Regions from separate parts of the Homo sapiens genome. Here regions 2 and 3 are each linked to region 1. The links are chromatin contacts, found by Hi-C or POLR2A ChIA-PET in ENCODE. All regions are on one chromosome and are shown on one strand. Each heading gives the region's core, a stretch centred on a gene start or an enhancer-like site at or near the end of the contact. The rest is flanking DNA. Distances are from core to core; before and after follow the strand shown.

Region 1 (3,643 bases), core at 822-3,321:
GCTCATTTTTATATTTTTAATAGAGACAGGGTTTCACCATGTTGGTCAGGCTGGTCTCAAACTCCTCACCTCAAGTGATCCGCCCATCTCGGCCTCCCAAAGTGCTGGGATTACAGGTGTGAGCCACTGCACCCGGCCAACTCCGTCTCAGAAAAAAAAAAAAAAAAAAAAGAGTCTCACTGCACTAAGCAGAATTATGTAGTGAAGAGAGAATGTATGCTTGTCTTTGCTTGCTGGTGACCTTGTGCTGCACCCGCACCTCGGTGCCTTATCTATAAGATGGAGGTGAGGGCCACCTTGAAGCATGGTTCAGAGGTAAACCTATGCAAAAGTGCCAGCACAAGTACTGGCAGACAATCATTACTCAGCAGTGTTAGCAATCTTTTATTGTTCACCTTACCAGGTCTTTCTAAGCCCAAAGACCTCAGAATTGAGTCCCTCCAACTCAAGGCTTTGGTCTGTGATGAGGAACCAGAGGGGCAGGCTGTGGCAGGGCCTGACCATCTTCCATGACATCAAGCACAAAGCCAAGAGATATGCTCCAAAGTCCCATAAGATCCCTTTTCACCCTTCCTTTAGTGGCCTGTCCCAAGCATATTCCCCTTTCCCCATGAAGTAAAACTTATCCTAGAACTACGTCCTTGAAGATTCCAATATCAATAAAAGGCCCTCAGTCTGGAATTCTGGGATATAACTAAAAAGGTCTTCCTACTCCCTCTCCAAAGCCATATCCACATCCTGAATGATATTAGAAGCTTGCAAGTGGGTACATATTACAGACGCCACACTGACCCCTCCCAGCCTTCATCTTTTCAGATTCCATTCTTTGATTCTCACCCCCTGCCCCACCAACCCTACCATGTGGCAGAAGAGGCCGGCTCAGTCACCAGCACTCTCCCCCACTCCTGGAGTTTAATCTTTTTGCAGGGATCTCTTTTCTCCAAAAAGAGATCTGCACAGGGAGTGGCTCTCTGAAGCCAGTTGAGAACCTGCCCTGCTGGATTTACACAAACTGAAATCTCAAATGCCCACAGGGTCAGAGAGGTAAAGTAAATGAATTAAGAAGGGGGGCGTAATTCAGTGGAGAATGGCAGGGACTGTAGTGAACAGGAGAGCACACTTCTTATACAAATGGCAAGGGCAACTCACCTCTGCCACTGTGGGCATCCCAGCTCTTCCCATTTTCAGAAGAAGCCAGAAATCCAATTTCTTTACAGGTGAAATCTCCTGGTTTAAAAATGCTCCTTTCGAAATATTTTAAAATATAATGCTCTAAACACAAAAGTCTGCAGCCCCCTTTCCAGCAGCTTGTGGTCCTGGCCTGTGCCATGCTTTAGTGCCCTAACGATGAGCCCCAGCAATTCCCAGCGCCTCCTGCTTCTCCAAGTCTGGCCTCTTTTCCCCTCTGTACCGCCGCTTCTCCCCACTCTCCGCAGCTCGGGGTCACTTTCTTTACTGATCTCCCCTCTCTTCTGGGAGAGGCACTTGCTGAACATCTTTCCGCCCGGAGCCTCCCCAGGAGCTGCAGAGGGGCAGCTGGAGAGATGCTTTCTGACGTAGCATCTCCCACCTTTCTCCTTGGGGACCCTGAGGAAGGGGACAAGGGCTCGCTCTGCAGGTCCTCACTGTAACTGGAAAAACACGACCTCGCCCTCGGGAAGGCTTTCTGTGCGCCTCACCTCAGGATGAGGGTGGGTGTAGGGGACACCTCCCAGAAACCCCTAACCTCCCAGTCGGTTAAAGAAGAGGGGATAGGGTCAAGGGATGCGACAGAGCTGTGTGGTTTCCGGATGGGAAACCTCAGTCGTTTAGGCACCCCTCCGCTCGAGTCACTTCCGAAGCAGTCGATTCTTGGGGAGAAGCGCTGCGGAAAGGGGCGACTCCGATGCAGATGGCCCTGTCCCGGCGCCCCAGGTCGTCGCGCGCGCAGCTGCGGTAGTCACTGCGCCTCCCCGCCCCCACTCCTGGATGCCCCCCTTCCCTCTCCCGGCCAGACTCTGAGCAGGAGCTCCGCCCCCAGCGCGCCGCCCCAGCCCCGGCGCCTTAAAAGCCGGGCGCACCGCCCCGCCGCGCCCTGCCTGCCGCACCTCTCCTTTCTTCTGTAGCTCGCGTTGAAGCCGCACGTCCGGCCCCGATCCCGGCACCATGAGCTTCGGCTCGGAGCACTACCTGTGCTCCTCCTCCTCCTACCGCAAGGTGTTCGGGGATGGCTCTCGCCTGTCCGCCCGCCTCTCTGGGGCCGGCGGCGCGGGCGGCTTCCGCTCGCAGTCGCTGTCCCGCAGCAATGTGGCCTCCTCGGCCGCCTGCTCCTCGGCCTCGTCGCTCGGCCTCGGCCTGGCCTATCGCCGGCCGCCGGCGTCCGACGGGCTGGACCTGAGCCAGGCGGCGGCGCGCACCAACGAGTACAAGATCATCCGCACCAACGAGAAGGAGCAGCTGCAGGGCCTCAACGACCGCTTCGCCGTGTTCATCGAGAAGGTGCATCAGCTGGAGACGCAGAACCGCGCGTTGGAGGCCGAGCTGGCCGCGCTGCGACAGCGCCACGCTGAGCCGTCGCGCGTCGGCGAGCTCTTCCAGCGCGAGCTGCGCGACCTGCGCGCGCAGCTGGAGGAGGCCAGCTCGGCTCGCTCGCAGGCCCTGCTGGAGCGCGACGGGCTGGCGGAGGAGGTGCAGCGGCTGCGGGCGCGCTGCGAGGAGGAGAGCCGCGGACGCGAAGGCGCCGAGCGCGCCCTGAAGGCGCAGCAGCGCGACGTGGACGGCGCCACGCTGGCCCGCCTGGACCTGGAGAAGAAGGTGGAGTCGCTGCTGGACGAGCTGGCCTTCGTACGCCAGGTGCACGACGAGGAGGTAGCCGAGCTGCTGGCCACGCTGCAGGCGTCGTCGCAGGCCGCGGCCGAGGTGGACGTGACTGTGGCTAAACCAGACCTGACCTCGGCTCTGAGGGAGATCCGCGCCCAGTATGAGTCCCTGGCCGCTAAGAACCTGCAGTCCGCGGAAGAATGGTACAAGTCCAAGTTTGCCAACCTGAACGAGCAGGCGGCGCGCAGCACCGAGGCCATCCGGGCCAGCCGCGAGGAGATCCACGAGTATCGGCGCCAGCTGCAGGCGCGCACCATCGAGATCGAGGGCCTGCGCGGGGCCAACGAGTCCTTGGAGAGGCAGATCCTGGAGCTGGAGGAGCGGCACAGTGCCGAGGTAGCTGGCTACCAGGTAAGGGCCGGGGCTGGGCGTGGGGAGGGGTGCCCTGCCCTCTTCCGCGCGTACCCTCTTCCTCTGGTAAAACTGGGCCCCAGGACTTAAGGGGAGGGCAAAAGAGAGGAGAGAAGAGCCGCGGCTGGAGGCGCTGGTTAACAAAAAACCCTGGAGTCTTTAATGTTAATTTTAGGGAACGCCCCTCATTTATGTCCCTGCCCCAGCCCTTCAAACAAAGAAGCCCTTAAATTTATTTGAGGTTCGAAAACCCAACTCTGCCTGTCTGTCAGCAAGCGGGCCTACACACACCGGCGACCCGGAGAACAGTGCCCCACCCAAAGTAAGACTGAGCCCAACGGGGCAGGTTACGTGGGCGGTGCTGTCTCGGCTATCTGGCTTGTTTGGTTGACTTTGAAAAGCTTTCTGTGCGCCCTAGAAGTTATTTATGGAG
Region 2 (3,643 bases), core at 422-2,921, 91 kb after region 1:
AATGGTGCGATCTCGGCTCACTGCAACCTCCGCCTCCTGGGTTCAGGTGATTCCTCTGTTTCAGCCTCCCGAGTAGCTGGGATTACAGGTGCCCGCCACCACACCTGGCTAAATTTTTATATTTTTAGTAGAGATGGCGTTTCATCATGTTAGCTAGGCTGGTCTCGAACTCCTGACCTCGGGTGATCCACCCGCCTCGGCCTCCCAAAGTGCTGGGACTACAGGTATGTGCCACTGCGTGTGGCCATGATTTTTAAATATACAATTAAAATGGTTTATTTGTAATAACGGATAATAGCATGAATACATAACGTACATATTTCACAACCACAACATTCTGGTATTTAAAAACTTTTTTTTTGAGACGGAGTCTCGTACTGTCGCGCAGGCTGGAGTGCAGTGGCGGGATCTCGGCTCACTGCAACCTCCGTCTCCCGGGTTCAAGCTCTTCTTCTGTCTCAGCCTCCCGAGTAGCTGGGATTACAGGGGCGCACCACCATGCCTGGCTAATTTTTTGTATTTTTAGTAGAGGCGGGGTTTTGCCGTGTTGGTCAGGCTGGTCTCTAATTCCTGATCTCATGATCCGCCCGCCTCGGCCTCCCAAAGTGCTGGGGTTACAGGCGTGAGCCACCGCACCTGGCGTTAAAAACTTTTTATTGAAATGTAATGTATACGGGCCAGGCGCAGTGGTTCACGCCTGTAATCCCAGCACTTTGGGAGGCTGAGGCCGGTGGATCACCTGAGGTCAGGAGTTGGAGACCAGCCTCGCCAACATGGCGAAACCCTGTCTCTACTGAAAATACAAAAATTAGCCGGGCGTGGTGGCACACGTCTGTAATCCCAGCTACTCGGGAGGCTCAGGCAGGAGAATCGCTTGAACCCAGGAGGCAGAGATTGCAGTGAGCTGAGATCGGGCCACTGCACTCCAGCCTGGGCGACAGAGCGACACTCCGTCTCAAAAGTTAAATAAATAAATAAATGTAATGTAATGCATGCAGCTCGATTAACTTTTACAAAAGTAAAAATGACAAAAAAAAAAAAAAAGTAAGCACTATTCAGGTCAAAATGTAAAACTACCAGTATCTCGGAAGCCTCCCTCTGGCAAATGGTATATGTTTTTGAGTTAAATACGTGGATTCGAATGTTGACATTTGGACTTTCTTCTTGCCTCTGGTAAGTTATTTAACCTCTCTTGGTTTCAACTGAGCCATCTGCGAGGTGGGGATAATATTACCTCATAAGATTATTTAATTGTAGCAGGGCGTGGTGGCGCATGCCTGTAATCCTAGCTACTGGGGAGGCTGAGGCAGGAGAATCGCTTAACAGCCTGGGCGACAAGAGCGAAACTCCGTCTCAAAAAAAAAAAAAAGAAAAAAGAAAAAGATTATTGAATTGAAGGAGATCACATAATGTAAAACATCTATCATAATGCCTAAATATAGCTGGCCTGCAATAAATGGCAATTATTCTCAGGCAAATGTAATAGGTGGTCACCAATGCCCACTTCCTGCCTTTCTTTCGCTCGGTTTTGAAAGTTGCTCTCTTTCCTATTCCGTTTCTCCTTCCTTTTCGCTCCTCCTACTGCCGTAAATGGCCTACTAGAGTTGTCGTGAAATGCTCCTCCCCGCCCTCCATGTGGCGAAAATGCAATCACGCTTGACGGCGCGAGGTGGCTCAGCCGCAAGATGGCGGCGCTGGCGGAGGAGCAGACGGAGGTGGCGGTCAAGCTAGAGCCTGAGGGACCGCCAACGCTGCTACCTCCGCAGGCGGGGGACGGCGCAGGCGAGGGTAGCGGCGGCACTACCAACAACGGCCCCAACGGCGGCGGCGGGAACGTTGCGGCGTCGTCGTCCACTGGCGGGGATGGCGGGACCCCCAAGCCCACGGTGGCTGTCTCCGCCGCTGCCCCGGCGGGGGCGGCCCCGGTGCCCGCCGCTGCTCCGGACGCCGGCGCTCCGCATGACCGACAGACTCTACTGGCCGTGCTGCAGTTCCTACGGCAGAGCAAACTCCGCGAGGCCGAAGAGGCGCTGCGCCGTGAGGCCGGGCTGCTGGAGGAGGCAGTGGCGGGCTCCGGAGCCCCGGGAGAGGTGGACAGCGCCGGCGCTGAGGTGACCAGCGCGCTTCTCAGCCGGGTGACCGCCTCGGCCCCTGGCCCTGCGGCCCCCGACCCTCCGGGCACTGGCGCTTCGGGGGCCACGGTCGTCTCAGGTTCAGCCTCAGGTCCTGCGGCTCCGGGTAAAGGTGAGCCGTGGGGTCCCGGGTAGGTACGGCCGCCGCGAAGGGGAGCAAGCCGGTAAGGCAGGGGCTGGCAGGCCTGCACCTCTGCGGGCTTGTTTTGAATTTCCTGGGCCCGCCTCTAGGGCCACATGCCCGCCCCTTTCTCTAGTGCGCGGGCTGCGCAGTCAAACCCCCTTCCGAGCTGTCAGTTCCAGTGAGAAGCTGAGGAGAGCTGTTGAGCAGAGGGATGTATGGGGAAGGTGAGCGCGGAGAGGCGGGATCTTCACGCTCTTGGTCCCTTTCCTTTCATTTGGGCTTTTGAGCCTTGGGCAGGTCCGCATGACACTAACAGTGTTTGTACAGTTTCGTACTAGCGTACTTTAAGTACTGTAAGTACTTTATTTTCTCTTTATTTCTTTAGTTCCTCTTAAAAGATGTGTTGATAAATACTTTATAGATTTTTTTTTTTTTTGAGACGGAAACTTGCTCTGTTGCCCAGGTTGGAGTGCAGTGGCGCAATCTTGGCTCACTGCAACCTCCGCCTCCCGGGTTCAAGCAATTCTCCTGCCTCAGCCTCCCGCGTAGGTGGGACTACAGGCTCCTACTGCCACGGCCGGCTAATTTTTGTATTTTTAGTAGAGGCGGGCTTTCACCATGTTGGTCAGGCTGGTCTCGAAATCCTGACCTCAGATGATCCACCTGCCTCGGCCTCCTACAGTGCTGGGATTACAGGCGTGAGACACCGCGCCCGGCCGCCATACAATATACCCTTGTAACAGTCCTGCACATCATGTACCCCCTGAATCTCAGCTAAAAGTTGAATTTTTTTTCTTTTTCTTTTTTTCTTTTTTTGAGACGGAGTCTTGCTCTGTCGCCCAGGCTGGAGTACAGTGGCGTGATCTTAGCTCACTGCAACCTCTGCCTCCCAGATTTAAGCGATTCTCCTGCCTCAGCCTCCCGAATAGGTGGGACTACTGGCACGCGCCACCACGCCCGGCTAATTTTTAAAAATATATTTTTAGTAGAGATGGGGTTTCGCCATATTGGTCAGGCTGGTCTTGAATTCCTGACCTCGTGATGCACCCACCTCTGCGTCCCAAAGTGCTGGGATTACAGGCATGAGCCACCGCACCCGGCTGAAATTTTAAAAATATATATGGGCTGAGTACCACCAGTGTTAAGTCTTTGGAGGATGCAGGTTCCTGGGCATCACTTCAGACTTAGTGAATCAGGTCCTCTAGAGGTGGAATCTGGGAATCTTCACTTTTGAATAAGTGCTTCTAAGGAGTATTGACATATGGCAGCTTGAGAGCCATGTGTTTAGGCATGGGCATTGGACAGACCTTTTTGTCTTTGCTGCATTTACTTGTGTGATGCTGATTGTCATTATTTTTTTAGTTTTTAATTTTTTTTACCTTCGTAT
Region 3 (3,643 bases), core at 634-3,133, 74 kb after region 1:
AGGCTGGTCTCGAACCCCTGGCCTCAGGTGATCCACCCGCCAAGGCCTCCCAAAGTGCTAGGATTACAAGCATGAGCCACCGCGCTCAGTCCACCTTCTTCAAAACCTTAAACCATAATCTCAAAATGTCATTGCAACATGGAAACATACACCTCCAACCCATTAAAAGACTACTGAAAGTTACAATAATAACACAATATAAATTATTGTTTCTTTCTTTCCGTTTTTTTTTTTTTTTTTTTGAGAGGGAGTCTGCCTCTGTCGCCCAGACTGGAGTGCAGCGGCAAGATCTCGGCTCACTGCAACCTCCGCCTCCCAGATTCAAGTGATTCTCCTACCTCAGCCTCCTGAGTAGCTGAGATTACAGGCGCGTGCCACCACGCCCCGCTACTTTTTGTATTTTCAGTAGAGAAGGGGTTTCACCGCTTTGGTCAGGCTGAACTCCTGACCTCGTGTTTCGCCTGCCTCGGCCTCCCAAAGTGCGGGGATTATAGGCGTGAGCCACACCGCGCCCAGCCAAATTATTGTTTCAAAAGGATCTTTACGCTGGGCGCAGTGGCTCACGCCTGTAATCCCAGCACTTTGGGAGGCCGAGGCGGGCGGATCACGAGGTCAGGAGATCGAGACCATCCTGGCTAACACGGTGAAACCCCGTCTCTACTAAAAATACAAAAAATAAGCCGGGCGTGGTGGCGGGCGCCTTGTAGTCCCAGCTACTCTAAAGGCTGAGGCTGGAGAATCGCTTGAACCTGGGAGGCGGAGGTTGCAGTGAGCCGAGATCGCGCCACTGCACTCCAGCCTGGGCGACAGAGCGAGACTCCGTCTCAAAAACAAAACAAAACAAAACAAAACAAAAGGATCTTTACTGCCTAGTAAGCAGTAGCTTCAATAATTATACAGGACAGGCAACGTGGCTCACGCATGTAATCTTTCGGAAGGCCAGAGAGGGAGAATCTCTTGAACCCAGGAGTTCGAGAACAGCCTGGGAACATAGGGAGCCCTCCTCGCTACAAAAAAAAAAAAAAATGTTTAATTAGCCCGGCGTGGTGGCGCGTGCCTGTAGTCCCAGCTACTCCGGAGGCTGAGGCGGGAGGATCGCCTGAGGCCAGGAGTTGGAGGCTGCAGTGAGCCATGGTCGCGCCACTGCACTCCAGCCTGGGAGACCCTGTCTCAAAATAATTATAATTATTAACAGAACGAATGAGTTGGACTCGCAGAGCCTAAGTGACCTGCAAGAACTTCACAAAATAAGCGGGTAAAGACCCAGGCCGGGCCGGAGGCCTGTCGGCGCCACACGCCTAGGCAGCCGGGGCAGAGGTCGGGGGAGGTCCGCTCCAGTGCTCCGCGCGGCGGCGGCGCACTAGGATCGGGCCGGCGCCCGGCAGACGAGGGCCAGCTACGTCCCTGACGCCGCTTGGGCCCAGCGGGGTCGCGCGGGGGCTCTAAATACCTCCTCCTCGTCCTCCGAGTCCTGCCGGCCTCCCTCCAGCCTCAACGAGAAGTGACTCATGTCCTCCTCCTCCTCCTCTTCTTCCTCCTCCAGCTCCTCTTCTTCTTCCAACTCCTCGTCCTCGTCCTCGAAGCGGCCTCTGAAGCGGCCCAGGCTGCGCTCCGGCTCCAGCTCAGGGGGCCGGGAGCCGGAGCAGCCGGGAGCCCCCGTCTCAGACAGAGGCGCCGGTCCCTCCTCACCCGCTGCGGGTGCAGGGGTGAGGGCGGGCGGGGAGACAGGAGGCGGAGGCGGCAAGGCTGCAGCTCCCTCGGTTTTGGCAGCGCCTACGCTGCCCGCCGTCACCACCGCGACCCCCTCCATGGTCGGGAGAGACACCAGGCGAGGCGAGGCGGCGGGAGAGCGCGGGAGTTCGGCCGGCCTCGGACGCCACCACTGCGCAGGCGCGGCAGCCTGAGGGGCTCGCCGGGAAATGTGGTTTAGCGGCCCTCACCTCCGCGGGGCGCAAACCCTGCAGCTCCGGGGCAGGCTGCGGGGCGCGCGGGCCGCACTTTAAAGGAATCTCACCAGATTTTCTCCTTGGAAGGGGACGCTCTCTTCGCCGCCTTTTAAAAACAGCAAAATTGCTACCGTTCCAAGCAACAATATTCTGTTTGCATCACCTAATTCACAGAGCACTGAACTAGGTAGCATGTGACGTTGCATCACAAATAATAATCATTTCCACTTGAGTACCAATTATGCATTTCCTCTGTGGCAAATCACCTCCATCCAAGATTATTTCCCTTAGGAAGTATAAAGTTCCTGTTCTGAAGTATGTACGTTTATTTATTTTAAGGAATTATATAGTGTATTGATACAAGGTGAAAATCTAATCACTACTCAAAGATCATCCATGTCACCCCATCCCATAAAGCCCATTATATTGAATTCGAAAAGCTTTTTTTTTTTTTTTTTGAGACAGTTTCGCTCTTGTCGCTCAGGCAGGAGTGCAGTGGCGCTCACTTGCAACCTCCGCCTCCCGGGTCCAAGCGATTCTGCCTCAGGCTCCCAAGCAGCTGGGACTACTGGCGCCTGCCACCACGCCCAGCTAACTTTTGTATTTTCAGTAGAGACAGGGTTTCACCATGTTGACCAGGCTAGTCTCAAACTTCTGATCTCAGGTGATCCACCCGCCTCAGCCTCCCAAAGTGTTGGGTTACAGGCCTGAGCCAGGGCGCCGGGCCCAACAAACATTTATTGAGGGCCTACTGTAGCAGAAACTCAGACCCACCCAGGTACAACCCACCCCATTGCCCAATTTTATTAAGAGAGGTTTGGAGTTGGCTTAACATTATTCTTGCTAGTCCGGGCGCGGTGGCTCACACCTGTAATCCCAGCACTTTGGGAGGCCGAGGCGCGCAGATCATGAGGTCAGGAGTTCAAGACCAGCCTAGCCAACATGGTGAAACCCCGTCTCTACTAAAAATACAAAAATTAGCTGGGCATGGTGGCGCGTGCCTGTAATCCCAGCTACTTGGGAGGCTAAGGCAGAAGAATCACTTGAGCCCAGGAGGCGGAGCTTGCAGTGAGCTAAGATCGTGCCACTGCACTCCAGCCTGGGCTACAGAGTGAGACTCCATCTCAAAACAAAACAAAACAAAACAAAACAAAACAAAAAACAAAAAAACCATTATCCTTGCTAAGATAATGCCAGCTAATGTCACGATGCCTGCAAGAAAGATTCGGGAAGTCAAATGCTCCTAATCAAATAATGCCTGGCAAAGTCACATTTAAGAGCTGAATGTGACCAGGCACAGTGGCTCCCGCCTGTAATCCCAGCACTTTGGGAGGCTGAGGCAAGCGGATTGCCTGAGGTTGGGAGTTAGAGACCAGCCTGACCAACATGGAGAAACCCCATCTCTACTAAAAATACAAAATTAGCCGGGCATGGTGGCGCATGCCTGTAATCCCAGCTACTCGAGAGGCTGAGGCAGGAGAATCACTTGAACACAGACGAGGTGGAGGTTGCGGTGAGCCGAGATCACACCACTGCACTCCAGCCTGGGCAACAAGAGCAAGACTCCATCTCAAAAAAAAAATAAATTTTAAAAATATGGCCAAGCGAGGTGGCTCATGCCTGTAATCCCAATGCTTTGGGAGGCTGAGTTGGGCGGGTAACGAGGTCAGGAGTTTGAGACCAGCCTGACCAACATG

What was found. Hi-C counts contacts between places; a loop is a spot of excess contacts on that map. ChIA-PET counts read pairs that join two places held with the same protein, here RNA polymerase II (POLR2A). Pooled maps may share reads with other maps.
Region 2: a loop to region 1 is called in a pooled map, with 8 times the contacts of the local background. The contact joins the promoter of TAF5 here to the promoter of INA in region 1. A Hi-C loop is called at or near these places in 3 of 50 pooled maps. POLR2A ChIA-PET finds 5 or more read pairs at or near these places in 3 of 52 experiments (WTC11, activated CD4-positive, alpha-beta T cell and activated T-cell).
Region 3: a loop to region 1 is called in a pooled map, with 2.2 times the contacts of the local background. The contact joins the promoter of PCGF6 here to the promoter of INA in region 1. A Hi-C loop is called at or near these places in 3 of 50 pooled maps. POLR2A ChIA-PET finds 5 or more read pairs at or near these places in 7 of 52 experiments (H1, SK-N-SH, WTC11 and 2 more).

Annotation. Positions count from the first base shown.
Region 1 is chr10:103,275,067-103,278,709 of GRCh38, forward strand. INA (internexin neuronal intermediate filament protein alpha) reads left to right here and starts at 2,072. Exons shown (of 3, transcript NM_032727.4): 1 at 2,072-3,210. The coding sequence starts at 2,146. RefSeq lists an enhancer at 2,487-3,091.
Region 2 is chr10:103,366,305-103,369,947 of GRCh38, forward strand. TAF5 (TATA-box binding protein associated factor 5) reads left to right here and starts at 1,672. Exons shown (of 11, transcript NM_006951.5): 1 at 1,672-2,244. The coding sequence starts at 1,686. RefSeq lists enhancers at 1,488-1,782, 1,535-1,774, 2,905-2,974 and a silencer at 1,905-2,444.
Region 3 is chr10:103,349,257-103,352,899 of GRCh38, forward strand. PCGF6 (polycomb group ring finger 6) reads right to left here and starts at 1,884. Exons shown (of 10, transcript NM_001011663.2): 1 at 1,451-1,884. The coding sequence starts at 1,810. RefSeq lists an enhancer at 1,112-1,617 and a silencer at 1,783-2,012.